Linked DNA regions of Homo sapiens: all the other regions are linked to region 2. A link is a loop called in an ENCODE intact Hi-C map of the cell type or tissue named here. Cell type or tissue: heart right ventricle. All regions are shown on one strand. Links, peaks and the distances in the headings refer to the core of each region. The heading gives the core; the rest is flanking DNA. Region 1 has its middle 27 kb from the start of LINC02473. Region 2 has its middle 31 kb from the start of MIR573. Region 3 overlaps ZCCHC4 (zinc finger CCHC-type containing 4).

Region 1 (10,124 bases), core at 1,892-6,891, 200 kb before region 2:
CAGAGCCCAAGTATTAACAGCAAGAATGCAGGCGGGCAGCCCTGGCACCTCTCCTGTGCTGCTCTTTATAATGCACCCGCTGCCCACACAGGAACTCCTTTGGAGGGACTATCAATCCACAGACCCCAATCTGGGGAAGATAATGCAGAAGAGGAGGGAAGCAGAGAGTGCTGGGCAGAGACTGTGAAAACTGCTTTGTGAGACTGTTGGGTCCGATGTGGGATTCAGGTCCGCAAGACCCACCCGCTGACCTGTTCCCCAGAATGAATAGTTAAGACTCACTATCCCACAAGCCTGGGTGTAAGGGAGGGGCAGCTCTGGACTGACACAGCTGCAGATGTTTTCAGGCAAGCCTAGGAGGCCTGGGCCATCAACACAGCTTCATTTATTGGGGGACAACTCTCTAACGTGGCCTCTTTAGAAAAAATATGGAGCTGCCTTGAAAAGGGGAGAGGTTTGCCATATAAAAGTAGCCATGGGCCTTAGCCCCTCTGATGGCCTTGGCCTGCTCCAGGGCACCCGACCCTCATTCCTCTAGCCCAGGCCCACATCTGGTCCCTTGGTCCATGTCAGAGCTCTTGGCTGCCAAGACTCTGTGCTCCTCCTGTCCACTCTTACATGAGGCCGGGTGTTTCATACTCCTTGCCCATCGCTGCCTGAATTCCCTGCCTAATCCCTCTGATCCAGCACTTGCAGCTCTAGATGACTTGCTCTCCCTGACACCCTACTTTCCCCATGCACACACTCACACTCACAGATGCACACACATCCCAACACTCATCACCACCCCCTGGCTCTTCTTAGAGCACTCACCTCTGAGAGTCTTCATCTCACATTTGCCCCGAAACTGACATTATAGAAAGCCCAACGCCAACCCAGGCCCTCAGTGAGGACTGTGTCTCATACACATAAACCCATTCTCTTTTTCCCACAGCCAAGTTCATTCACAAGACAGGTCTGTCAATCACATGAGACCAATTCCAATAGGGTTGAATTTTCACGTCTTTCAGAGGCGAATGTATCACCAGCCCACCTTGCAAAACAAATCTACTTCGGTCTCAGAATGTTAACTCACATTATCCCCAAACCAGTACATGATACAAGAGATCAGTTCCGCTGCAAGGATCTCTCCCTCTGCCGCAATAACGTGTTTTCTAAATAATACACATCTCTTTTTTTCAAAAGGGAGGAGATTGCTCTGAGAGGTTTAAGGACCCCTTTGAGAAATAACTAGAAATCCTTTTCCCATTAGGATGCCCCAGAGGGTCTGGAGAGTGAGGCTGACTCACTGAGATCTCTGGCCCACTTGTCTAGGAGACCTCCAGACCAGAGGCAACCCCGGCTGACCTCAGACCTGAGTGGAGCAGCACTCACTCACTCACTCACTCACTCACTCACTCACTCACTCACTCCAACTGAGAGTCCTGCTGGTCTGGGGCTCTCTGACTTAATCCTGGCCTAGGCTGGTAAAGATGAGGAGTAGCAGAGGCTAGCTCAGTCAGGAGGATTACGACATCTTCCAGGATGCCAGAGTTTGGCAGGGTTCAGAGAAGCCCTTTCTGGCAAAGCAGATTTCCTGTCCTCAAGAATATTCTCTTTGGAAGGAAACTTAGAGAACATCTAAGCCAGCCTCATTGCAGCAGCCTCCCCACAGATGCCAAATTAATTCACCCTTGGCAATGAAAGAAAAAGAGAACTAACTCGACTACATTGCATTTTGAAAAATATTTATCAGTAAAATTACTCTGCATTTTTTTCTCAATTGTAAGCTCTTTGAGAACAGAGTATTGTACCCAACTCTCTATCCTCTAGGGACCAACCACCCTGCCTTATACACAGTCCGTGCTCAATATACTTGTTGAATTGAGTCTAATTGTCCTGATTAGACATTTAGGAAGATGGAGACCACCCCATTTGGAAGTGGGGGGATCTCTAAAAAGCAGAGTTCTCATTGTAGGGATCCCTCTGTCTGCTACAATAAGAATGTGTTTTCTAAATACGATAATATGCATTTCTTTTTTTCAATATGCTTTTCTGTTTTTAACTACTCTTTCTGTGTGTTTCTGGAGCTCTGGACTTTGAAGACCTGCATCCGGATTTTACAACCTTGGGCTAGACACATATGGGATGTTGTAGTTTCAACACCCCTTAAAAAAATGATAAAGATGCCTCATTTGCCTGCCTTCCTGGTATGTTGTCAAATCGAAGAGGCGATGTTTGTGACAGCATCTTATAAACTGTAAAGCTCTGCATAAAGTCTTCTTCCTGTCCCACTTCTGTTTCTCTTCTTGCTAATATTCACTGAACATTATTTTGTGACAAACACTGTGCTTGGCTCCTTACATTCATCTTCTCATGTAACCTCACGAAAAGCCCATGTTCTCTCCATTTTGTAAGTGAGGAAACCCAAGCTTAGACAAGCTCAGGGATAAGCCAAGAACAGGCAGCTAGAAAACAACCAAGCTAGGATTGAAACCAAAGTCTGTTTGATTCCAAAGCTGCAATTCCACCTTCTCTTCCTCTCTGCTTTTCTCCTTCCCCCCTTTTTCCTCTACCCTTTCTCTCCTTCCTTCCTTCCTCACCAATCTTACAGTGGGAGTGGAGGGATGGTGGAGAGCCACAGTTAGTGGTCTTCCTGACAGCTGTGTTTCCTGCCTTTCTTCCTGGAACTCAGAATCCTAATTTTGCTCAGATACAAGGTTTCCTGCACCTCATGGGGGAGGCAGAGCCTTTCCCTTCTCTAGCATGAATCTGCATTGTTTGGCTCTAAACCAACCAAAGTAATTACATTCTTTTGCTAATGATTGTTTTAGGCATGAGCGTGTGACTCATTTCTGGCCATTAAGGAGGTCTTTTGAGGGGCTTACTGGAAAATTAGCACACTGGAAAAAAAGGTACACATGAAAGAAAAGTGTGCAAAGACATGATGCCTGGAACAGTGGCAGCAATTTCATTACAAGGAGGAGAATTGGCCTATAACGAAGTAGAGAAACAGAAGGGATACGGGTCTTTGAAGACATCAATAAGCTGTTGACCATTTCTAGAGCTGCTGGAATAACTCTGGGCTTCTCGTGACATTAAAGTATCCCCTTATTTAAGATTAAGCTGGTTTGAGTTGCTTTTCTGTTATTCGTGTCCAAATTCTGATTTCCATACAATTTTCCTCTTCTTTTTCTCCTTTGTGCTTTGTGGTTTCCTTACAGGTTGAGACGTGTTGATCAAGGAACCTGATTATGTGACCCCCTTGTGCACTGTTGAACTGTACCAGAAATGGCAGAGGGGAGAAAGGCAAGGGACCCTCTGTGCCAGGATTACATGGGATCTATAGATGCCTCAAGGTCCACCTTACGTTCACATGACAGGTTAGACCAGAATCTCTTCCAGCTGCTCAAGGTGGTGTCCATAGAAATCCATGGTCATCGACATGCCTAGACACTAGACCAGTGAGTTGCTATCCATGGTCTGTAGCAAAAACAATGTTAAGGGAGAGAACAAGAGTGGTTCCCCTTGCCTGCCTCGTGGGGAATGAAAGATCATGAAGATTGTCAGTGCTAGAGGGGACCTAAGACATCCAAGTTCATTCCCATTATTTCACAGATAAGAACCCAAGGCTTGAAGAGGGGAAATAATTGTCCAAGCTCCCACAATTAGTTAATACTATAGGAAGGTCTGTGTATCCAGCTTTCGGGTACCTCACTGAGGGCTTCTCCATGACCCAAAGTTGCTGCGATCAGGTGAGACACCTGGTCCCCGATTGCTAAGCATTCTCCACATTGTCCGTGGATATGTGTAAAGGAACCCTTTTTTATTTGGATATGGTTCAAATTTAAAAACAGTAAACTGAATCAGCCATCAGGGAAGAGGCAAGGGTGTGTGTGTGTGTGTGTGTGTGTGTGTGTGTGTGTAGTGCATGCAAAGAGGAGATGTGAGTGTTGGAGAAGGGAGCTGCTGCCACACTGGCTTTCCTGTTATGATACTACCACTGGGCTTGTTGGTCACACCAGCTGCGCTTCCCAAAGCTCATTCCTTCCCGGCCTGTACCGACAAATTGCATTGATTTGCAAAACAGACAACTCTGCAATTGCCTGAGTACATTTAATCTTTTCAAATTAAGCCAACTTCACATTCGGCATACCATATGGAATTCTTCAGGGTGTTTATAAACACAGTTACTCTTAAGCCCTGGTCCACCCTGCTTAAACTGTAGCAAAAATAGTCCAGAGAGCCAAAAACATCCAGATTGAAGGGATGATCTGCCACCAGGCCAAATCCTTTCAAAGGTGGAAAAGATGTTAGGCATCATCTGGTCTAAAGGCTGTATCCTGGAGGCCATGGGCTGAATTCGGCACACAGATGTGTTGAGTTTGGCTCACGCTGCGTTTCTGAAAAATTTTGTGTCAACATTTAAGAATTGAAAGATTTCACATAAAAATCCAGACTTCCCGCATCTTACCAAAAAAAAAAAAAACTGGAAATGTGACCACACTGAGCGCTCATTCCTACGTAATAACAGGTAAAGATGGGTAGTAGCTTCTCTCTCTGCCAGGGGGCGCCCTTTCCCGCCTGCTTTTCCGTTTTCCCCACTCCCTATCGTCTTAGGCGATCTGCATCGCTCATTTTCAATATTTGCCTGATCCTTGTAGGCATTTGGGTTTGCCATCCTTATCTAAGTCAAGGCACTTATTTTACAGAGGATGAAACTGAATCCCAGAATCCAAAATTGACTTACCTAAGGTCACATAACTGGCAAGTGACAGAGTCAGGATTTGATTCATGGGCGTAGTGGGAACAGCGGGACAGACACCAGGGTCAGGAGGCTAAGGGGGGTAATGAGAGCACAAGGCTGTTCCTAAACCCAGGAATTTCCAGAGGTTCCAGACAAGACCTTGGACTTACTTCCCGGGCCATAGAATTGGGTGTGTGGAGGATGGAGGAAGACAAACCAGTTCCCTAGATTTTGAGAGCCAGAGAGATGACAGATGACTTCAGGGTTAGAGAAGGCAAGATATTTGACCCTTGGCCTTGGGCTCGTTGCAGATGTTCATTTGCTTGTTCATGCATCAAACTTTTATTGTCTGTTGCCTTTCAAGAACTACTTTAGGCTCTGGGGAGACAAAGGATTAAATCTTGATTCTGATACTCAAGGAGATTACAACACAGCAGAGGAAAACAGACAAGTAAGCAGATGAATAAGCAGATGAATAATTTTTTTCTTTTTTTTTTTTGAGACAGGGCCTAGCTCTGTCGCCCAGGCTGGAGTACAGTGGTGAGATTTCAGCTCACTGCAGCCTCGACCTTCCTGGATCAAGCAGTCCTCCTGCCTCAGCCTCCCGAGTAGCTGGGACTGCAGGTGTGCCCCACCACCCCCAGCCAATTCTTGTATTTTTTGTAGAAACGGGGTCTCACCATGCTGCCCAGGCTGGTCTACCAAGCCTTCTCAAGCCATCTGCCCACCTCCCAAAGTGCTGGGATTACAGGCGTGAGCCACCACGCCTGGCCTGTAAGCAGATGCATTTTTAACACCCCTTCCTTCCCGCTCTCTTCTGGTCAGATCTATAGGCAGAAGGCAGTACCAGGCCGTGGTTAAGGCTGACTTAACAGACTTGGACTCAAATGCTGGTCCTGCCCCTTCCTAGCTTGGGAAAAGCCTCACCCCTCTAAGCCTCAGTTTTTACATCCATTTAAAGTCATCAAATGCCTACCTCGTGGAATTCTTATGAGGAAACATTTGAAAAGCTCCTTGCACAGAGCAAGCATTCAATAATTAGTAGTTACTCTTTTTCTAGAATGCTTTCCTCCCCTCCTGTTACTACTTTTTCTTTTCTTCTTTTCTCTCTTTCATTTTTTTCTCTCTCTGATCTTTTCCAGACATTTGTTTATATTTTGAGATTTCCAAATATTTTCTAGTATCACAGGTAACTGCACTGGGTGATGGCCACGCCTCATAAGGAAAAGTGCCGGTGCTTATTAAAATAAACCCACACGGCCTTGACTCACCAGGGGCGCATTGTTTGCATTACCTTTTTGAAGGACAGAAAATTACTAAAGAGCGAAGCATTAATTATCTGGTCCCTTATTTGCATACAGCATCTCGGTTGAGAGTCCTGCTTTGGGATTCTCACTTCTGGGCCTTGAGCATTCCAGATTCAAAGGTAAAACCAAGGACCAAGAGCCAGAAAATCTTAGATTTTAATCCCAGGACAAATGCTGTTTCCCTTGTTGGCCACAGGCAAATTACCTCCCCCTCCTCACTTTCCCCACCAGCAATGTGGAAATCAATTATTTCCTTGACTCACTCGAGGGCTGAGAGACTTAATTAAGCTTTTGGAAGCTGGTTGTTAGTTAACCTAATTCTCTTTGTAAACTAACCATTCTTTGCTCTCCTGATCACATCTCCCAAACTTTTCATAAATTGGTCCCCCTTTCCTAAAGCTAGAATCCAAGATGACTCTTATTTTTCACTCATCCACTCCTATATATTTTTAAATTATACTGTTATCCCTTTCTCATAAACAGATCCAGGGTAGAAAAATTCTCATAAAGACAGAGCACCTCAGGGATGACCAAGATCCCAGAGGTGCTGGAGAGAGGACTTCCCTTTCCAGGAAGAAAGTGTTATCTTTGACCTTGAAGATGGGGAACCGTCTTGGGCCCTCTGGTCCTTGTGGGAGCCTTAAGGAGAATTGTAGAGTAGGTTAAACTTGCTTATTTTGCAGTGTGATATCTTGGAAGGAGCAAGAGCTTATCAGACATGGGTTCAAATTCTGGCTCCACTACCTCTTACCTGAGCAACCTTGAACACTTAACCTTGAAATCTCTTCTTCTGTAAAATGATGATGATAATGTTTGCAAAGCTCTCCTTTATAGGCTTGTCATAAGGCTGAAGTGAAGTGAAGTGATATGAGATTCCCCCTTCACATTCCCTTGCAGAGAAGTGTGTACATCTGTCCAATTTCCACAACTAGATTATCATAAACCTTTTGAGAATGGAGATTGTGCGAGTATAGTCAGCTTTTCTAACGGGGGTTCCACAAGAGAATTAAACTCCATGGAAAACCACGTGAGTGACTCTTTTCTCAATTCTCTGAAAATACAAATAATATATAACTTATAGCATTTCAGATGCACAGAAGAGAAGTTAATTCATTACCTACATTGGATGCCTTAGGGCATTAGGTCTTTTTTTTTTTTTTTTTGAGACAAGTCTGCAGCTATCGCCCAGGCTGGAGTGTAATGGTGCAATCTCGGCTCACTGCAACCTCCACCTCTCAGGTTCAAGCAATTCTCCTGCCTCAGCCTCCCGAGTAGCTGGGATTACAGGCACGCACCACCATGCCTGCGCCTGTAATTTTTTGTGTTTTTATAGAGACGGGATTTCACCATGTTTGCCAGGCTGTTCTCGAACTCCTGACCCAGGTGATCTGCCCTCCTTGACTTCCCAAAGTGCTGGGGTTACAGGCATGAGCCACTGCGCCCAGACAGGGCATTAAGTCTTAGTTTCTTCCTACAATCTCGTTAAGAAGCCCAGGAAGGTAACACTAATCACCATAAAAGATAAACTCCAAACTTTCAATAGTTTCATATAATAGAAGTTTCTGTCTCACGGTGTGCCAAATTGACAAGAACAATCATTCAAAGATTCCAAGGTCTCCATGCTCATCTGCTTCAAGGGGAAACAGCTGGGAGGAGCAAGGTTTTCAGTTCACTTTCTGTTCTCTAAACTCAGGCCCAAGGAAAGTTGGGAAAGGTAGTCCATCTGTGGAACTAGGAAAAAGAAGAAAAATGCAAGCAGTTTTCTGCCGTAAATAAGCATGATCCATCCCCTTGGTGATATAGACTATCATGGAGTATCATACTGTGAGTGATGGTGTTTAATAAATGTGTATTAAGGCTGGACGCGGTGGCTCATGCCTATAATCCCAGCACTTTCGGAGGCCGAGGCGGGCGGATCACAAGGTCAGGAGATCGAAACCATCCTGGCTAACATGGTGAAACCTCATCTCTACTAAAAATACAAAAAATTAGCCGGGCGTGGTAGGAGGCGCCTGTAGTCCCAGCTACTCAGGAGGCTGAGGCAGAAGAATGGCGTGAACCCGGGAGGCGGAGTTTGCAGTGAGCCAAGATCGCACTACTGCACTCCAGCCTGGGTGACAGAGCGAGACTCTGTCTCAGAAATAAAAATAAAAATAAAAATAAATAAATAAATAAATGTTTATTAAATGGATGAATGAGTGAATTTTTCATTTATTCAATCAATCCTCATACCCTGACTTTCTCTGTTTATCTTTTGTTCCATTTCCCCAAACCCTTTCTCCCAGCCAACTGCCACAGTTAGTAAAGGCCTCATGTGTCGATCTTGAAACAGCCTTTGCAAAATTATGACTGTAAGAGAAATGTAACACCATTGACTCCATCTTGCTTCTAACCTCCATGCTGTCCTTGGTCATTGCTAGGCATAGGCTAAGCTAATGTGGGGAGGAATTTAGTTTATAGTTTAAACTTAAAGCAAGGATGGTAATATCCCTTCTCAAAACTAAACCACCTTTGTAAAACTAATGAAAGGCCACAAGGTTAGGATTATGAGAGGGGCCTAAATAATAACCAGCCCCTCTCAAGAGTTAAATGATAACCAGCCATTGTTCCAGAGTTCACAAGATTTGTAACTTCCCCAATTACTCGAGTAGATAACATCATTATCGTAGAACCTGAAATTGGCCTTTTGAGACGTTTTTCAGACTTCTGCATTTTTGATAGCCAATTGACTTCACCGGGACCTGCAATTTGTGGGACCGGCAGCTTGTGACTCAACCAGTCTTGTGGTCCCACCTAGAGGCTGACTTAGTACACGAGATTTTCCACACCCCTATGATTTCATCCCCAACCAATCAACATTTGTCATTCCCTCGCCCCCTGCCCACCAAACTATGCCTGAAAAATGCAAACCTCTGAGCCCTCCAGGGAGACTCATTTGACTGATAACTCCAATTTTCCCATATGGCCAGCCTCACATTAATTAAACTCTTGCTTTACTGCAATAAAACAGTCTCCATGAATTGGTTTTGTCTGTGCAGTGGGCAGGCAGAACCTGTTGGGCAATTACAATCCATAGAGTCAAACGGAATGTTTGGAAAGAGCCCTTGGCCTCAACTTCCAGAGCCTTGGGTTTGAGTCCCAGCTGGTTCAGTTACTAGCTGGGTACCCTGGAGCCAGTCGTTATAGGCATGTATTTCATGCTCCTTTGTCTATACTGAAAATAGTGGTCCATGGCCATCTCTTGGTTTTTAGGAAGACCACAAGACTTAATATGAATTAAAGTTCTTTGGGAAGTACCATACAAATATAACTGCTATTGATATTAATCCTTCTTAAATTATTGACAAAAAATACTCACGGCGTTTCTCCTCTATGGGCATCTGTATCATAAGAGAAAACCCTGAACGGATTACTGTTGTGAAATATCAGGCACTTTCTGGCTAAGCTGTGCTTTCTGCTCAATGCTCCTGTGTCCTAGTAGCTTTGTGTCAATAATGTCCATAAAGGCCATCACAGGGGACCAGAGTGTGGGGTTTTGTTTGAATCTGTAATGATGATAGGCTCCAGGATCAGAAGGAATTTGCAAACATGGACTGTTTATGTCAATGAGATTCAAGCCAATTCAGAGATATGGGCAGAATGAAAAGAGAGAGGGAGGAGCAGAGTCTGAGAGGGGTAGCAGGGAGGAGGCAAGGATAGGCTGCCACCCCACACCAGGTGTTGTGTGTCTCTGGCAACACAACTGCACATCAACTAATCCAACTGGATTATTTCCTCCAAAGGGAACGGTTATAGTGAATTAGGGGAAAATGAAATGAAGAAAGGAAGTAATTCAAGGTTTGCAGATTCCTGTAAAGGGGGTTGGGGGGCGTGCCTTTGTCATTTGCAGGGAACCTAGGTGAATTCTAAATTAAACTATTTACCCTTTGTGGAACAAGGGTTTGCAGGGTATCGTGTTATCACAGACAGAATTCTTACCTCTTAGAAAGAGAAGTGATGTGGGATAGAAAAGGCACTGGTTGTACAGTCAAGTAGACCCAGGTTCAAATTTTTGCTCTGCCATTTCTTTCTAATATGACTTTGGGAAAACC
Region 2 (10,124 bases), core at 3,039-8,038:
ACAAATATATAAAAATCAGCCCGGCATGATGATGGGTGCCTGTAATCCCAGCTACTCGGGAGGCTGAGGCAGAAGGATTCGGGAGGTGGAGGTTGCGGTGAGCTGAGATCGTGCCATTGCGCTCCAGCCTGGGCGACAGAGCAAGACTTCGTCTCAAAATAATAATAATAATAGTATGCACCAGAGAACGTTGGGGTGAGGACTGAATGAGCTCATGCATGTCATGATTTAGCAGACCACTTGGCACATTAATAGTAGCTATTGTCATGGGATGCTTCCTAATCCTTCTGCACACAACAGCCATTAAAAAACTGGGAGACCACTGCTGTGATGCTCTCCTACCACTCCAACCCCTGTGTTTTCTTTTTCAAATGTACATCTATGCCTGCCAGGAGAACTTCTGCTTCCTTAGTCTGCATGAGGTCTGCACAACTGGCCTGGCCTGTCTCTTCTTTCAACCTCCCATGTGCACTCCGCAGTGACACAACGCCTGATTCCCCAAACACACTGCCCCTGAAGGAACCTCTCACTTAGTGTCCTCACCTAGTTGTCTAATAATGGGCTCCTTCCTTTTCCACTGCAGTCCCCCAGCCTCCACCCTCCCCAGCAGGTCACATCCTGCCCGTCTTCCCTCCATTTTAAAACCTTCCCTTACTGCTCTGTCTGTTAGTGTCTGTGCCAACACTTGGCACTTGATTATTATTTTTTGAGACAGAGTCTCACTCTGTCACCCAGGCTGGAGTGCAGTGGCATGATCATGGTTCACTGCAGCCTTGACATCCTGGGCTCAAGCTAGCCTCCCACTTCAGCCTCCCCAGTAGCTGGGATTACAGGCATGTGCCACCACACTTAACTAATTTTGTGTGTGTGTGTGTGTGTGTGTGTGTACAGGCATGTGCCACCACACTCGACTAATTTTGTGTGTATGTGTGTGTGTGTGTGTGTGTGTGTGTGTGTGTGTGTATATATATATATTATTTTTTATTTTTTATTTTTTCTGTAGAGACAGAGTTTCACCATGTTGCCCAGGGTGGTCTTGAACTCCTGGGCTCAAGTGATCCACCCCCTTCGGCCGCCTTGAGGAATGGATAATACTTTAAATACATCTTTTCCCTTCCTTAGTACCTGTTTTGATGACTTTCCCTGAACTGTCTTCTTCATCCTCATTTTCTTCCATCTCTTCATTCCCTTCACTATTCTTTTCCTCCTCTTCGAAAAACTGGTAGCTTTTGTAATAAGAGCGAGGTGCAGTGGCTCACACCTATAATTTCAGAGCTTTGGGAGGCTGAGGTGGCGGGATACTCAAGCCCAGGACTTTGAGGTCAGCCTGGACAACATAGTGAAACCCCGTCTCCACAAAAAATTTAAAAATTAGCTGGGAATGGTGGTGCATGCCTGTACTACCAGCTATTTGGGAGGCTGAGGTGGGAGGATCCCTTGAGCCCAGGAGTTGGAGGGTGTAGTGGGCCATGATTAGGCTGCAGCACTCCAACCTGGGTGACAGAGAAAGACTCTGCCTCTTAAAAAAAAGAGTGCAATAAAGAGTGGGTGATTCCGTAAGTCTTAACCACTCTTAACTACTTAATTATTCATATAGTCCTTTCATTCACACCCACCCGTCCAGGTATCCATCTACCCACCCACCGACCTATCCACTCATCCATCAATCCAGTCCCCACCTATCCATCCATCCACCCATTCATCCATCCATCCAAAGAGTTACCTACCTACTCACACACCCATCCATCCATCCATCCAGTCCCCACTCATCCATCCACCCAACCAGTCCCCATCCATCCATCCATCCATCTGTCCATCCAGTCATCCATCCATCCATCCATCCATTCATCCATCTGTCCATCCATCTGTCCATCCAGTCATCCATCCATCCATCCAACCAGTTACCCACACACCTATATCTATCTATCCATTCATCCATCCATCATTCCATCCACCCATGCATCCATCCAGTCACCAACTCAGCTATCCATCCATTTGTCCATTTAGTCACCTACTCATTAACCCATCTACCCATTCATCCAGTCACCCACCCATCCATTCATCCACCCATCTATTCATTCAGTCACCCACCCACCCATCTACCCATCCATCCAGTCACTCACACACCCACCCACCTATGCATCCATCCAGTCACCTACCCATCCATCCATCCATCCATCCATCCATCCAACCATTCACCTACCCACTCACACACCCATCCATCCATCCAGTCCCCACTCATCCATCCATCCATCCGTTTGTCCATCCATCCATCCATCCATCCATCCATCCATCCATCCATCCAAGTCACCCACCCACTAACATCCACCCATCCATCCTGTCATCCATCCATGCATGCATCCGGTCACCAATCTACCTATCCATTCATTTGTCCATTTAGTCACCCACCCATTCATCCATCCACCCATTAATCTAGTCACCCACCCATCCACCCTTTCATCTATTCATCCAGTTACCCACCCACCCATCTACCCATCCATCTATTCACCCATCCATCCAGTCACCCACCCACCTATGCACCCATCCAGTCACCTACCCATCCATCCCTCCCTCCCTCCCTCCCTCCCTCCCTCCCTCCCTCCCTCCCTCCCTCCCTCCCTCCATTTCACTAGCAGACCTTCCCTATTTTGCCCCAGGCACTGTACATAGGTTTTTGCTATGCAAGAGAATCTTATAGAGTCATGAGGGAAACAGGTATAAACCATACAATACAAACCGTTAAGTAAGAAAGCAAAGGGGAATAAACCAGCCAGTGGGGAGAGGGAGGCAGGGAATGATCTTATGTGTCAGGCATATAGGTGGTGCCTGCTAAATGTTGATCATTTGTTGATTAATTTGGCTCCTTTTGCTCCCCAGGAAAAGCATCTGCTCCCATGATGAAATGAGACCATGTGGGTAAATATATTATGTCAACTCTAAAGCTCTTACAAATGTAAGGAAATGTGCCTGTGGTTATCTGACAGGTGAAACACCTGAGGCAATGCCTAACACATAGTAGGTGCTAAGTCCATAAGTGCTTTTAGTAAAGACAACTGTCAAGGACCCAGCTGGTGCGCTGGCCTTGCTAATTTAAAGGAAAAAATCTTTAACATTATGAAAACATTCCCTCTTTCCTATTCAGTCTCATAGCAGTGATATAACTGAAGCCAGAGGGAGGACATATTTTCATGAGAATTCTCCATTGTCTACAACTTTTGTTTTATTTTAGGCTAGAATCAGAGGTGCTTTCTTTTGCACCCATGCAAACTCACCATTCATTCTACTTTTCTACTACCTATTTTCTCTATAGCATATTTTGTGGATTTTTTTCCCTAATACATTTTCTAATAATTAAAGATACTGGAGACAGGAAAACAGGGTTGCTGTGTGACTTGGGATGAGTTTCTTAATGTGTCCAAGGTCAAAGTCTTAATTCTCACATTTGTACAATTAAAGAAAATTGTGACGATTATAGGAGATAACATATTCAAAGTACCTACTTTGGTGCCATCACTTATAGTGGCTCAATAAAATTGTGTTCCAGTTATCTATTGCTGTTTAACAAATAATCTCACATTTAGTGGCTTAAAGCAACCATTTTACTGTATTTCATGAATGTAGGATCAGATCATTTAGGGGTGAGAAGCGTAGGGCGTGGCTGGATGACTTGTTGGTTTTCCAACTACTTCTAAGATGGCTTATTTACATGGCTGGCAAGATGGTGCTGGCTGTTGGCTGGAGCTCAACCAGGGCTCCATGTGGCCTCTCCATGGGGCTGCTTGGTCTTCCTCACAGAAAGGTAGCTGGGTCCCAGGACTGAGTGTTCTAGGAGACTGACAGAAGCTGCAAGCTTCTTAAGATTTAGCCTCAAAAGTCCCAGAAGAGTACGGTTGCCGCATTTTCTTGGTCAAGTGAGCCATTATGACCAGCTCAGATTCAAGGGGAGGGAAATTAGACCCCACCTATTGAAAGGGGAAGTATCAAAGGATTTGTGGCCATCTTTAACCCATCAGGAACAGTAGATGTTCTTTTTCATTGTACTCCATTCTGAGGCATGAAGTCAGCATGAGCCACCAGGTTCGTGTGCTGACTGCAGGGTCTCTCAAGGTCAATCCCTGCAGCTGTTCCAGCTGTGGAAAGCAGCTGGTTCCTCACTTGTCTCTGCTGGCCTCTCACTGAACTGGAGAATGCAGCTTTGGGAGCCAGCCATGGGTCTAACCATCTGTCTCTGTGGACTGTACTCTCTAAGCCATTCAGTACAATCGTAGCAAAACTTTTTTCCATTGTGTGTGTGTGTGTGTTGATGAATACAGCAAGTTCATGATTAAACTCACATTCCATGCTAAGATCCAGCTCTGAGCATGCTTTGGAGATTAAGGACTCAAAATGTAAAATTTTTACCCCATGGTGTGAAACATCTTGGTTACCATGATAGTTTGTCTTCTGGATTACATTTTGGAGTCATCCTGAATGCTGAAATGGTTCTTCATATCCTAAAGACTTTAGGTTTCTGTATGGTTCTGGGTCTGTTTTTGTTTCATAACTCAGACTTTCCATAAATACCCTACTTGGACGCACTTTCCTCTGTCTTTGAGACATCTATGTCAATCCCTTATTTGAATGTGTGAATTCCCATTCCTTCACTTTCAGTATGTTCCTAATGTTCTGAAGCAAGCTTATTTTTAAAAAATGAATAGATGTCATATGTATGTAACAACCCTGATGTCCAATAGGCTGGCCAAGTGCTCAACTAGATTAAACAAAGTCAAGCAAACAGGTTTCTTTACTGCAGGACTTCCCACGACCTTTAACATATTCACCAGTATTTTGTATTTCAGAAAGAACAGTAAATGCCACATTTCAAATACTTCTATGACCTCAGAGACCTTTTTTACAGAGGACCTTTCAGGATTTATGTTCTGTGGGACACACTTTGGGAAACACAGGCTTAAACTTACGCCCCTTTTTGGGGGAAGGTGTATGTGACCCACCATTTTGTCAGTGTCCACATGTCTGGTGTCTGCACACCTTCCTTTCCAACAGTCAAAGCTGAGTATTGCCCTTTACAGGGACCCTTTAGGTGGCCTGCTAGAGTAGGAGAAGCCTCGTTTCCATCACAATTTCCACTTTCAGCTCTGGGATCCTGGGCCGATTAACTAACCCCCCTAAGCCTCAGAATACCTAGGTTTAATATGGAGAAATACAACCTCCTCAGCCGGGGCAATGTTAGATTACATGTGGTAGTGCATCCAGAGATGGGCCTGGGAGAGTGCCTGGAACGTGTTAGCCCCCTCTTCCCTTCCTAGTAGTTCCAGGACTGAACCACCACGGGGATCGATGAGTGAGCACGCTCGCCCCCTAGTGGGCATTTCTGCCTTGACCTCCTGAGCCAACCCATCCTTAAAGAGGACTGGATGGCCTCTATCGTCCTAGTTGGTTTATTTACCAGCTGTTTTGAACTGGTGTGAGGGCAATTCATGTTAGGGTAACAAGGCAATAGATCATTTAAATGAAGGCGACAGGTTTGAGAATAGGGATGGTGAATTCTTTCTCCAGTAAGGGGCAAAGTACCATCCCCTTTTTACAGATGCTGGCCTTGAGGTCTCAGAAGGGACAGCAGGAGACTGGGACTCATGGATGGGCCGTTTGCACACATCTAAATGCTTGTGTGGACAACCGAGAGCGAGATCTTCCTAGTGCCTTTATCACACGTGGTTCTTAATTTGGAAGTGCGGGGAGAGGTGTGAATTGCCTTGTTCTGTCTGTGATTCAAGGTAATCTCTATCATGTAAGTGTCTTGCAAAGAGGAGGCAGTAGGCAAGAAACCAAAGTTATTGTTTATCGACAGCTTGCTCTGTCAGGTATCTTCCTTAGTGTTTTATGTATTTAATCCTTGCAGTAAGCCTTGGAAGATGGTAGAAAAGACTCTCATTCCCATTTTACAGCTGAGGAAATGGAAGCCTAGAGCATTTGAGTGGCTTGCTTAAGGTCACAGAGCCACATGTGGAATAAAACCAGCACTGAAACCCACATGTCCCGATTTCACACCCATGTACTTAAGCAGGACTCCAATCTGCCTCTCTGAAAATCACTTGTTGGCCACCTGGTCAACCAACAAGTATTTATTGGGTCACTGCTGTGTGCCCACTCCTGTGCCAGAGCTGGGGAGGAGACAAAGGATTCAGGAGACTGTTTGGTATCCAGGATTGCTCCAAAATTGGTTCTGACTTCTTAATAAAGGGTAAAATCCCTGAGGAAATACTGAATGATGAAATTTAAAAGAGTGAGTTTTTCAAAGTAGGAAGAAACTGGTTAATAGCAGGCTGAAGGGCAAACATGTTTAAAAAAAGAACCAACCCAGGAAAAATCAACACTGTATTAGTGACACATATGATTTGTATGCCTGTGAGCAGGAAAATGTGAAAGAGGGAGAGAGAGATGTCTTCTTGAGTAAATGAAGCATAGAAGTTCATTAGGACTATAAAAAAGTGTTAAAAGAGGAAACCCTGCCTTTGGAGAATCAAGGGATTGTAATATAAACTATGTCAGGTAGGTGCAAATTGGAAACTAGAGATGCAAAGGCAAGATCTGAGGAATACATTTACAAAAACACTAGATAAATAATAAATTATTAAATATGTTAAAAGCTAAAAGGATCTTCGTGTCTGCAAGGCTCTTAAATTCAAGAGAAAAAAATGCCAGGCTGGTCTGGTCCGAGAGGGTAAAGGGAGGGGAATGGAGACGGTCTGGCTGGATTAGTCCTTCCTCTGAAGACACAGGAATACACCCCGGGTAGAATGTTCACAGGAAATCATTAGGCCCAGAGCACACACAAGTCCCCCAGGAAAATGCAGGAACAAGTTAAACACACCAGGGCATTTGAGAGATGGGAGGTCTCCTATCCCTGTCCTCGTTCTGTGCCCAGGAGACCAAGGCTGGTGTGAGAACCCACTGCCTGGTGCTGGGAGATCTGGGCCCACCAAGACCCCTCTCTCCCTACTCTGGAGTGACCTTCAGCCCTTCGGCTGTCATCTTTGTTTCTGGCGGCTCAGACAGAAAATCTGCAGGCAGTCGGGCTTGGGAGACTGTATGAAGGTGCGCCTACTTTGGCGTGCTTCCTCCCTAAGCTTCTGCAACCCCCTGTTCCCTGTCCTGCCTGGACTCTGGGTTTTATCCACAGTAGACCAGAAGACCCTATGGCCAGCAGAATAGCCAGGTGGGATGAGCAATAGGATTTAAGGTGAGTCTCAGCTCAGTGTCTTAACTAGTCATGTGACCTTGGGCAAGCGACTTGAACGCTCTCTTGTAAAATGAGAATGATAATGAGGATGATGATGATAGTACTTCATTGAATTCTACAGATATTTGTGGAATACCTGCTTTGCCAAGCGCAACACCATCCTGCCTGTATGGAGGTTGCAGTGTGGCTCGGTGTGGCCTAGGAGATGGCCTTCTGGCCCCTCTCTACGTGTATCGCAGGCTGTCTGTTGGGCATTTTCCCCAAGAACTTTAGCAACATGAGTTGATTTCACATCATTGCCATTCTATGAGGTAGTTATTATTATGATTCTCATTTTACACCCCAGGAAACTGAGATGGGCAGGGGCTAAATAACTAGCCCAAAGACACTCAGCTGGAAAGAGGTGGCACTCATTTCTAAACCCACGTCCCTGATGTCTGAGCTTGGGCTCTTTACTCCTACTTTATACATGGATCCAACAGTCACATGGACAATTGTGCAATTGTAGCTTTGATAGGCAGGACGCAGGAGGAAGATACAGAGCTTGGTGAGCCCATAATATGGGCTTTTCACTGAGGAAGTGACACAAGCTGAGATCTGAGGACGAGGTCAGAGCTGACCAGGGGAAAATGGAAGAAAGAGTGGTTCCTGAGGCAAAAAGGCTTGAAGACTGTTGTGGGGACTGAGTACATGAACGAGAAAAGGACCCAGCCCAGAGCGAGCTGCCTACCTGGCTGTGTGACCTCTCGGAACCTCGGTCCCCTCGTCTGTAAAATGGGGAGAACAGGAGGTAGGAAGATGAAGGTAGGCAATGGATATAAATGTAGTCAGAGCCATTGTTAACACAATTTACTTCCATGGACAAAGAAAGTTGAGAGAGAAAGAATTTTTCCCCAAGGGCCTCTACCACAACAGTGACATCAACTGAGAGTTGAGAAAGGTCAAAGATGGTCATGGGTGACCCAGTTAGCCTTCTCCCTCAGTCTATCAGAGTAAACAGACCAACTGAGAAGCCAAAGGTCATTCCTCTGAATTTTCCAAGTTGCTCTTGTGGAGAGACTTAGTAAATGATGTGCCAAGTATTATCTAGATCTTAATCATAATATGGTGACAATACCCAACAGGCTCACAAATATGTGTCGTTTGTGAAATCTCAGGAATCTCCTTATTCTCCTGTTGATTAATGCTGATGTCTTTTTTTTTTTTTTTTTTTGTGGGACGGAGTCTTGCTCCGTCGCCCAGGCTGGAGAGCAATGGCGCAATCTCGGCTCACTGCAGCCTCCGCCTCCCAGGTTCAAGTGTTTCTCCTGCCTCAGCCTCCTGAGTAGCTGGGATTACAGGGGCGTGCCTCCATGCCTGGCTGATTTTTGTATTTTTAGTAGAGGCAGCGTTTTGCCATGTTGGCTAGGCTTGAACTAACCTTGAACTCCTGACCTTAAGTGATCTGCCTGCCTTAGCCTCCCAAAATACTGGGATTACAGGCATAAGCCACCACACCCGGACACTGATGTCTTAATATTCCAGACTGGATGCTTCAAAGGGCAGGCCAATCAAACCCTGAGAGCTGATGTCAACAGTAGAGATTACAGTATCCTCCAGGTGCTTTCCATAGTTATTCCATTTCATGTTGACAGCAGCCCTGCTCTAAGCAATTGCAAGCCCATTTTACAGATGAGGTGACTGGGACTCTGTCAAAGGCCACACGCGGGACAGAGCCAGGCTCACCCCCGCCAGCCCTGGCTCACAAGCCTTGCTGTTTCCACTCTGCCTGCACTGTCTCATGCTCTTTATGAGACTTCTAAAAATAAAAAATGCTTCTGCTCACCATTCCCTCAGGTTAGCACTAAGCTTTTGTTTGATGTTAAGAGCTTTAGATAAATCTGACTCTAGATTACTGTGTGATGACTTCCTCTTGTCATCTGGGTATCACTTCAAATCTTACCTCCTCAAACAGTTTTCCAGAATAATCACTGCCACTCACACTCATCACACCACAGAGTGGAATTGTTTTTCTAGCACTTGCCAATATCTCAAATCATCTTGGTCATGTATTTGCTTACTTATTTCATTGCGAGTCTCAACCCACTGGACTGTAAGTTGCACAGCAGTGAGAATCGTATGGGTCTGCCATTCTTCACTGAGACCAGCAAATACCCTGATTGCAGTAGGTGCTCAGTGTGTGTACTTCTGAGAGCACTGTGGGGCGGACAGCGCCTAGGGCTTGAAGGCAGGTTGTGGTCATTCCAACTACCCTCCGCCAGCCTACTGAGCACCCAAGCCTCGATTTTCTCATCTGTAAAATGGAGATAATAATAGACAACAAATACTATGCAGCCACCAAAAGTGATGTTGTGCAAAACTATGGAATGGCGAGGACAGATATTCATGATGTGGTAAATGGAAAATAATCAGGCAGTGAAACAGCACGTCAGGATGAACCATGAAGAACACAGAACATGGGTTTTTTAGGCAGGGGCTGTGCTGTGGGCTGCCTGGTTTCCACCCTGAATTCCCCATTTACTAGTTGTGAGACCTTGGGTATATTACACTTTTTGTGCCTCAGTTTCCTCATTTATAAAATGCAGATGATAAGCGTCTATGTCAAAGGGTTGTGAAAATTCATGAGTTAAGAGTGTGTTAGAGGGGTGTTTAACACATAGTAAGAGGCTAAAAAAGACTAGCTATTGTTATTGTCATCACTACTATTGTTCTATTATTATTGGCGTGCATCGAGGGAAAATAAAAAGATTGCAAAATGGTATGTTCAATAGAATTCTATTATTTAAAGTATATGTGTTTATAACTAGAAGTACATAGACTAAAATGTCACATGATCTCTTTGGCAGTTTTTTTCTTATTTTATTTTATTTTTATTATTTATTTA
Region 3 (10,124 bases), core at 906-5,905, 880 kb before region 2:
CTTATGAAGTCCAGGGGTATAACTCATCTTTTGACATCAACTGATGTACACCACTGCCACACTGATCTGGGCCACACTTGAGCATTCTACACCAGGCATCAGTCCTAACTTACCTGGAATTTAAATACCAGATAGAGTGCAGTTCCTCCACCCTTACTTACAGGGCTCTGCCTAACCCCAAACAAAGATGCCTTCAAATCTGCTCTACAGCAGTTGTTTGGAAACAAGAGAAAAGTCATTATGCAAATATAAGTCATTCAAAACAATTCAGTCTTAAGGAGACAATAACTAGCACAGAAACGGGGAGATGAACTGTTTGTTCTGGGAGTTCAAATTACTGCCTTCAATGCTTTGTTATCAGGCCAAAAGGTAATTACCATTAGACCCAGTAACAATCTTCATTGTTAACCTAACACACCAATGACAGAGGAGAACTGAGAGCCAAGCACTTGGGTCTCATTTAATTTAATCACAAAACAAACCTCAGGTATAGCTGTTATTCTCCCCATTATAATAATGATAATAATGAAGAAACCGGGGCTTTTAGAGAGTGACCTGGCCAAGATCATACAGCCAGGAAATATTAAGGGTAGGAATGAGGAGTTTAGTTTGGGCGTTTAATTACCAAACTATCCTGGCTTCTGCTACGAACTACTTTTACAAAGACAGAATCTTACTGCATAGGTTAAACGACACTGGAATGACAGAGCAAGTCGTAGTTCTAAACATCTCACTCATTCAACAAGCATTTAAGTGATTCTAGACCGTCAGAGGACAACTGCAAAAAGTACTTGAAGAATAAATATTTAATAATAATGTAATTATAATTATAATCTGTATATCTAAACAGTGCCTTTGTAAAAACCCTTTCCATCATCTTCAAATTCAGTCTAAAAATAATTGTACGCTATACTTTTCAAGTGGGGTTTAAACTATTGTTTCATATTTAACATAAAATATTTTCCTATTTAAATTAACATACTTTTATGTTCACGGTAAACAAACTGCATAGGTTTTCACTTTCATTTTCTTCTGACATCTTCTGCAAAAGAATGGTCTGCCCATTTTTTGGATAAAAAGGCTAGAATAATGTGACCGGAGCTGGGTGAGGTGGCTCATGCCTGTAATCCCAGCACTTTGGGAGGCCAAGGCAGGCAAATCACTTGAGGCCAGGAGTTCGAGACCAGCCTGGCCAACATGGTGAAACCCCGTCTCTACTAAAAATACAAAAATTAGCCAGTCGTGGTGGCATGTGCCTATAATTCCAGCTACTCAGGAGGCTAAGGCAGGAGAATTGCTTGAACCCGGGAGGCAGAGGTTGCAGTGAGCTGAGGTTGTGCCATTGCACTCTAGCCTGGGAGACAGAGCAAGACTCCATCTCAAAAAAAATGAAAACATAAAAATAGAACAATGTGACTGGGAGAGACTTAAAGTGAGGAAAAATGAATGCTGAAAGAACTAGTAAACTGGCTGAAGATGGAACAACTCCCCATGTCTCCAGAGAGGCAGATAAGGGACTGTAAACCAGCAAATGCCACCTGCCTGTTATCTAGCTCAGAAAGGTGCACACCTCTGGAAGCAGCTGAATTTAAGTCCAGTGTGGCACTTTCAGAAAATGGCATCAAAGGTTGGACCATAAATCTTTCTTATTCTCCAGTCACTGGACATTTAAGAGCCAAGATATTGATGGGCTCTTTCCCTCCTTTTCTTTCTCCTTGTAGCAGATGTATGATTCATGGATTGTCCTTTCGTGGTCTCCATTTTCATCTTATTACTTTTTCTTTGCTTCTGCTTTCTGACAGCTCTGGAAAACAAGGTGCTAAATTATTTCACAGAATGAGCACAGTGAATTATGTAATTATGTTGAAGTTTAATTAACTAGCTAACCAAATAAGAAAATAGAAGAAGGGAAAGAATCTACTGTATTGCAAGCATAAATCCTCAGTCTCCTAACCATAACAACAAGGGAAGAGTCAGAGGCCTAACCAAGCAAAATGTTTGAGAAAAAAAAATTCTTTAAAAGATGGTTACTATGGATTTAGAACAAGCTGTCCGGGGCAAACACACCACAGAGGTAAATGCAAAGCTAGTGAGATTGGACTTTTTAAAAAAGTTTTTTGTACATCTGTATTGCTCAACTCAGCACTTCAATCTCCAAATCCTTGAATTCCGTTTTTTTTGGAGAGGAGCTGATACATGGGGCAGTCAGCAGAGACAGAAAAATGAAACAGCACAATGGAAAAAACCGAGAAGCCTTGAAAGGGCCTGTTTCCTAAGTCGTACAGATTTTCCTTTCCTCAGCGGATCTAAAAGTCCTGACAAGTGCCACGCAGGGTTATCAGCATTTTGTGGTCCTTATCTTGAAGATTAGCTTCAAAATAAACAAGCTGGAACTCACCCTCTGAAAACACTGAACCACACCAGACAAAACAGATTCTTTGTTTCTGGTGTTCTCCACACTAAGTTACAGGCGACCTGCAGCTGAGAAAATGACTGGCCCATCCATTCACTTCTCCAAGCTAGCAGAATCATGCCATGACACTCAACATATTGAGAACCAAGGAAGGGGCCAGAGCTACAACAATGCCAAACCAGGACTCCTCCCCTGATTACCCAGCAATATCAATTGTTAGGTTCACCTCTCATAAGCTTCTCCATAGGAAAAGCTTATTCTTGATCTTGTCAGGAATAAACCTGGGAAAAGAGCTTCATAAACAATGTATCCCCTAATGGGTTCAATTTATGCCTCACTTTTTGTTTACTCAGCATATGTTACCTGTTGAGAAAACAAAAATGAATGGGCATAATCTTTGACTTCAAGGAGCTGGGAGACAGAGATAAGGGGGATAGTCACCCCCTCTCTATCCCTACTTTTTTAGGTGAAAATGCTATGAAATCAATGAACACCCCATGAGGAACTTGCAGAACCAGCTTGATTCCAGGATCTGTGCTCTACTATATACTCTACTTTAAATTATTTATATATGCAAACTGCTAACCATATAATAATCACTCAATAAGTATTAGCTATTATTAGTTCCACATGACTATTATGCAGAATTTTGCTTGACAACTTTAAATTTTTTCATATTTAGATTTTGCACTATGGACTAGGGATACCTTATCAGTTCAAAATAGAACAGTCTACAGAAGGAGTAGGATTGAAAACTAAAACCAAAAAAGTCATCTTTACAGTATTATACTGATTCATGCATACTATATAAATCTATTTCCCCACTTTTTTAAAGTAGGATAATTTCTTGATAAGTGATGATTTAGCAAACTTAATGAAATATAGTATAATCTCTAATGGCAAAGTCAATGAAGCCATGTGTGCCTGTACACAAAATTTAAGTTTCTCTTTGGCTCATCCACTTATAAGCAGGACTAAAAATGAATGAACTTTCACTAGGGGATACGGTAAACAGAAACAGGAGGAAAATATTTGAAAATATTCATTTGTAATATGAATACACAAAACTTTCCAGAGATAAAGTTTTTGAATGATGATGAACTGACTATAAGTCAGTTTTATTTTGTCTTAAAATTAAATTGACCTAGTATTTGTCCTTTAAATTATAGGTATTTATGTAACTGATAAAATGAGCTTTAACCACAAGAGGGAGCCAGCATCATTCCAGTTAGCAACTAAAGAAAAATTAACACCAAGGAAAAACAAATTAATATAAGATAGCTGTAAAATGCATGAGCTGGAAAGACCTTTTATGTCACGTATGCTAAAAAGGCTGTTATTTTTCACTATTGTAAAGAAAAAAATAATTTTGCTTTGTCAATTTCACTATATATATTTTTTGAAAGCAGTAACTATTAACAGGAGTTTAGGTGTCTTCTCTGAGAAAAAAAGTAATATTATTTAAGAATTATCAGGCATCCACATCTCACAGGATTTGCTCTTGGAATTAAACCTGATAAGATCTAGTCCTGAAAGATACTAGATGATTTCCCCTAATGAAATAGTATATTAGTGCCAAACACACTAGCTGAGGCTATTTAGGAAGCAATGAAGGGCCTACAATAGAGTATCAAAATGCAAATTGTTTCCATGTAAGTTCACAGAATTAAAGGCTGAGCACGTTACTGACTACCACACAGAATCACACTGACAATGGTACAGCAATCCCAGACTAATATGATTATGAAGTTGTATTCAATTTTTGAAGGTTTATTCTAAGGAAAATATTTTATAAGATTCTTCAGGCTGGGCGTGGTGGCTCACGCCTGTAATCCCAGCACTTGGGGAGGCCAAGGCAGGCAGATCACGAGGTCAGGAGATCAAGACCATCCTGGCTAACACGGCGAAACCCCGTCTCTACTAAAAAATACAAAAAGTAAGCCGGGCATGGTGGCAGGCGCCTGTAGTCCCAGCTACTAGGGAGGCTGAGGCAGGAGAATGGCATGAACCCGGGAGGCGGAGCTTACAGTGAGCCGAGATCAGGCCACTGCACTCCAGCCTGGGCGACAGAGCAAGACTCTGTCTTTAAAAAAAAAAAAAAAAAAAAAAGATTCTTCAATAAGCTTCTTTAAGTTTTTAAAACTCTACTTTATCCTGGATTACTCAGTGGAAATAATTATTTAAAGTAGAGTAAATGTAGGAACGAGGCAGTTGTAATAGTAGCCAGAATTCAAGTGGCTAGACCACAATGGAAAAAAAAATTTTCACTGACCACAAATAAATAAAACACATGGGAAAGAATTCTAATATTACCATAAATAATTATTAAACTATCAGATATTTCTAACACAAATCAATTTTTTTAAATTACAAGTCATAGTCACATGGTAGCCCAATCTGAATTTTCATATAATGTCATATAATTTCATATAATGTCAAATTTAGCTGTCTGGTAATCTCCAATTAATAACTGTGTAACATTAGTTTTCTTAGCAATAAAGGAAGAGGACTTAATCACTATCATCCCTTTTAGTTAGGAAAAAAGTATAATCATTCAAATTAGCTCGGTTAAAATAGCAATGTTTTTCTCTTTTTGTTTTGTTTTGGGGATAACTATTCCAGAAGCAGTGCCTCTTCTAAATAAGCTATTGTCATAGGTATCCCCATACTCTGAGTTGTAATCCATAGCTCCAATCAAATATTGGTGAGAGATGTGAAAATAATCACAGGAAAAAAAGTAATAAAAATTTCAAATATTTAAGCATTAAGCATGTCTAAATATTTTTCTTAAAATTTGATACAAAGAAATAGCTTTCTCACAATTTTCCTACTGTGGAATTACTTGCTATTCAATCTGAAATGCCTTCTCCAGCCTTTCCTGCCATCATGTGTCTATATCTGATCTGTCCCTCAAAGCCTGACGTAAATATCATGTCCTTCAATAAAGCATGAACTGTCACCCCCTATAACTTTACACATGAGACGTAAAGCCAAGGAGAGGTAAAATTAACCACTTTCTACCTCATATTTTGGTTATTTTCATCTCTAAGCTGTAGAACTGTAAGCTCTTTGAAAGCAAGCTCTTTGAATCATCTTCCTCTCCTCCCTCCATCCATCTATGCAGCCAGTACTTAATAGTGAAAGTGACAATTAACTTGGCACTTCAAGATCCTCTGAATGTTGCATGCTTTTGTGGATTATCCTGTATAAAACACAGATGGAATACATTTTTCTAGTAAAGTATTCGACTGACTTGTTAGCTCTCTTAGATGTAGCAATGTTAGGACAAGTACTGCGTTTATGATCCAGTTCACCACAAATAAAGCAGCCATGTTTGGGGCCCTCACAAGAATGATCTGGAACAGCACAGTGATTGCAGATGCTACAGTGGATCCAGGCTGTAAAATAAAAATTAAGTTTTAAAGGAAGTTCATGTAACGTAATTTTTCATCTTATTAACTTTTAAGGTAGGATATACGAACAGTGTTTACTTGAAGTATTGTGGCCAGTTTGCACAGCTAGTTTTAGTTTGGCTAAAGAGACCAGGGAGAAGAGGTTGGAATTCCACATAAACTAGCTAACTTCTTTCTGTTACATGCAACAAATTCAGCCCTTCTCCAATGAGTTATGAGCTGACAGCTACTGTTACAATGGAGGCTGGCTGAGTGACACAATGCCTTATTAAAATAAGTCAAACCAAACGCCACACTGAAACAGGTTAGCAATCATCTCTCATGCAAGGCGGAACATGGCAGAACATACATGCTGATAACTATAAAATTAAAAAGCAAATAAATTACAAGTCTCTACACTGATTATTTTTTCGTTTATAAATCCAATGAAAAATCTATTTAGATGGAGAAAAACTCTAAAATATGTTCATAGGATCTCAAACACTAAGTCTCAATACTTACAAGGCTTTACACACTTTTTACAGAGAAAGCAATGGTTCCATTTCCTGCCATCCTACCAAAAAAAAAAACAATTTTTAAATTATAATTAATTTGTTATTAAAAATCAAGTTCTACAATTAAAAATTAAAATGTCTTATTAAAATCTGTGTAAATTATTCACTCCTTATTTCTGCCTTTTCTGGGCTTCACAATTAGATACTTTGATTTTAATTTATGCATTTCTCCACTCAACTCAAATGCCTCCTTGATGGGCCTCAATTTCCTTAACTGTAAAACTAGGAGATTTATCTAAATGATCTTGAAAATCCACTCCAGTTCAAGCAACCCAATCTGCACAAAGAAGGACTCAAATGAAAATTTCAAGAGAATTAATGATTCATAATTTTGTGTGTCTATACTGCATAATCCTTAATGAAATTCATATTTGAGAACTTTACATAATTTAGAAAGATAGATTACAGGTTACTGTTTGATTAATTTTAAAACTATGAAATAAAAATATCTAGAAAAGTGCATAAAATATATCCAATTTAATGAGTATTGTAAAGCAAACACGGATAAAACCCACCAGGTCAAGAAAAAATACCACCAGCCCTCTGGAAACTGCCCCATGCTCCTACTAAGTCACAGCATCCCTCCCTTCCCCTCCAAATAACACCTCTTTAGTTTGTGTGACTGTCATTTCCTAGCTCTTGCTTCCTTTTACCACCTTTGTGTGCATCTCTAAATAATAAGTCCATTTTCCTCAACTTTAAACTATACAGTCTGGGCATAATTGTTTTAAAATGAAGAATACACATCATGTCTCAACTAATAAAAACTAAATATAAACGATCAGATGTATTAACATTGTTAAAAACAAGTATAACCAGTAATACCATTATATAATCAAGAAAAATGTGCTTTCTAATGTTTATATAAATGTAGCCTCTTCTTTGGAGAATAATTTGTGTTTATGAGCCAAACTAAACTTCACAGGCCCTTTCTGACCAGATTTAGTTAAAATAAACAAAACAAGGGTCACCCGCCTTCCTAAAAAATTTGGTGATTTATAATTGCCAAAACTTGGAAACAACCAAGATGTCCTTCAGTAGGTGAATGAGTAAACAAGTTGTGGTACATCAAAGGAATATCATTCAGAGCTAACATAAAATGAGCTATCAAACCATGAAAAGACATGAAGGAACCTTTAATGCCTATTACTAAGTGAAAGAAGCCAATCTGAAAGGCTATATACTATATGATTCCAACTGTGTGATATTCTGGAAAAGGAAAAACTATAGAGACAGTAAAAAGATAGTAGTAGCCAGAGACACCCTTCAGGAAGAAGGATGAATAGGTGGAACACAAAAGATTTTTAGTGAAAACAGTGAAACCACTCTGTATGACACTGTAATGGTGAAAACATGTCATTATACATTTTTCAAACCCATAGAATGTAAAACACCAAGAGTGAACCTAATGTCAACTATGGGCTCAGGGTGTTAATGATGTGTCAACGCAGGCCCATCAGTTGTAACAAATGCACCCCTCTGGTGGAAGATGCTGCTAGTTGGGGAGAATGTGCATGTGTCGGGGCAGGGGACATAGGGGGAATCTCTGTACCTTCTGCTCAATTTTGCTGTGAACCTAAAACTGCTTTAAAGAACCAAGTCTATTAAGAAAAAATAATACCTAAATAAATAAATAAATAGGAGGATGTCCCTTTGCAGTCCTTCATCTGTAAAAAATCAATGAGTAACTGCACCTAATAAGGCTGTTGTGAGGATTAAATGAGTTAATCCATGTAAAGCTCTTAGGAAAGTGTCTGGCATATTAAAAGTGCACAGTACATGTTATTAATTATTTCATCAGAATGATGATGGTACCCAATACGTCAATGCCTTATTTGAAACACCATAATTTTGTCCTCAACATACACATAATTGAGCATTCATTTAATGCCTTATTTGAGACGCTGATAATTTTAGCAGTCACACAGTACCATTTGAAAATGAGTTCGTGATAATGAAGGCAGTTAAGTATTTTTAAAAGCCTGTTGTACTCTATAATTTAAAATATTGTATTATAGCATAATTAATAAATGATAATACATATTAATACAAATCCTATTAACAAAATAACATTGAAAAAGTAATAAAACTAGTAAACTAAAATAAAATGAATATATCTAAATAAAAATACATTCTATAAGAACACCATACCTTGGATGTGCAAGAATTACAGAGCTCACAGTGTTGATTCTCTAGAGAAACATACCGTTGACACGGAGAGCAAAATCTAGAGTAAAGGACAGAGAAATCAGCTGCATACATTTATTGAGATTTACAGAGTAGATAAAACTTTACAAAGCACTCATTACAAAAACTGGGTGCAATCTGAATTCAATTAAGTATGAAATTATGGACCTAATTTAAAAGTAACAGAAGAATAACATGATTCAATACTGAAAGCATTTGACTGATGGATATATGTAACTTTATTTTCAGTGACTTGTGTACTTCAAAGTTCCACTGTGATCTTACCTGTACCCTTCTTCAGTAGGAAGGATTATTTTGTTGGGCGGAATGTTGGTGAAAATACGCACGGGAGACTGTTTTCGACCTGTCTTTCCGTGTTTATAAAGTGCATGATTATCATAATCTACCTAGAAAGTTAAAAATTAGAGCAGAAAGAAAATTTACTCAAATTAGTCAACATTAAGATTCTTTAACCAATAAACGAACAAACTGATGCCAATATATGAGTTAAAGTATTTGTCATGCCAAGTGTCAGGTTCCAGTCCAAGCTGAGGACTGAGGGGAGTGGGTGGACCAGTGGTGGGTAGCTGGAATAACACTCAAGGATCATAGACAGTTTCGACATGGCTTTTTCTCTCTGGGCATGAGCGAGACTGGGCGCAAGCTGTGGGTGCAAGCCCACATGGGTGCAGGCCATATGTACAGCATTAGCAGGTAATTATACCTTTTACAGACAACAATGGCTCCAGGCCAAGCACGGGCTCATGTGGGTGATCACCTAATGAGCCTCACATGGCGTGGTTATATAACATGTGGAGTTGTACGACTGCGCTCCAAACCTGCTAAGTCATGCTGTGCCAGAAAGCCACCTCGGCCTACTCCTGACTAAAGCGCAGCCATCTCTCTTACACTCCACCTCCTTGGACAAGGGTGTCCTCTGGGCAGGGACACATGCCCATAGGGTGGAGCCCTGAATTCATAACACACAACAACACAGAAAGCAACAGCTCCAGGTTATGGCAGGCAACCACCTCATGGTGACGTTACCCCAATGTTGCTTTATACATTAAGCCAGGTTTTTGTTCCCCTACCTTTAAAGGCATTAGGACAGGCAACAACAGATTACCTTTTGTCCCCATACTTGGTTGGAGGAGGTCATCCTTCCTCCTATAGGGTCTTGCCACATGGCCTGGCCCCCAGGGGCTGGTGACCAACTAGTCACCTTGGTAACTTCTAGGTAGTTAACCACAAGGTTAACCCTTGATAGACCACCCAGGTATCAGTACAGATTACCATAGGGGTCACCTCCTTGGTGATCACCATCCACAATGCTCTAAGTTCAGCCCATTGGCTACTTTGCCCATGCCCAGTTTCAAACCATATGGTATCAGTACTAGGTTGGACTGCAACAGCAGTCTAGGCAGCAGTAGCACCTTGGCTAGACCCATCTGTGTATCATGCCCCCCCATCAGGAATGTGGGGATGCCCTTTCTTAAACAGCAATGGCTCAAGGTGTAGGGTTGCTTCAGGCACCATGGCCTTATCTTGCATTAGGAC

The links. A loop is a pair of places that touch in the nucleus more often than their neighbours do. Peaks named below come from ENCODE experiments on the same cell type or tissue, not always from the same donor. Only the 100,000 strongest peaks of a DNase experiment are listed, where the experiment ranks them.
Region 1: it touches region 2 in a loop (21-fold over the local background); 51 of 110 quality-filtered maps call a loop at or near these places.
Region 3: it touches region 2 in a loop (8-fold over the local background); 8 of 110 quality-filtered maps call a loop at or near these places.

Annotation. Positions count from the first base shown.
Region 1 is chr4:24,681,979-24,692,102 of GRCh38, reverse strand. No RefSeq gene overlaps it. Among named protein-coding and RNA genes, the nearest start is that of LINC02473, 27 kb to the right of the region's middle. In heart right ventricle, for the core only: a CTCF peak has its summit at 4,546; a DNase peak (open chromatin) is centred at 4,552.
Region 2 is chr4:24,484,106-24,494,229 of GRCh38, reverse strand. No RefSeq gene overlaps it. Among named protein-coding and RNA genes, the nearest start is that of MIR573, 31 kb to the left of the region's middle. RefSeq lists an enhancer at 5,248-5,297. In heart right ventricle, for the core only: CTCF peaks have their summits at 5,164 and 5,366 (motif pointing left); DNase peaks (open chromatin) are centred at 3,761, 4,169 and 5,339; H3K27ac peaks cover 448 bases.
Region 3 is chr4:25,360,709-25,370,832 of GRCh38, reverse strand. It overlaps ZCCHC4 (zinc finger CCHC-type containing 4), which reads right to left. Exons shown (of 13, transcript NM_024936.3): 9 at 8,853-8,974; 10 at 8,532-8,607; 11 at 6,328-6,379; 12 at 5,667-5,811; 13 at 450-1,804. The coding sequence ends at 1,669. Among named protein-coding and RNA genes, the nearest start is that of ANAPC4, 11 kb to the left of the region's middle. In heart right ventricle, for the core only: CTCF peaks have their summits at 3,613 (motif pointing right) and 3,628 (motif pointing right); no DNase peak of the experiment used is centred there.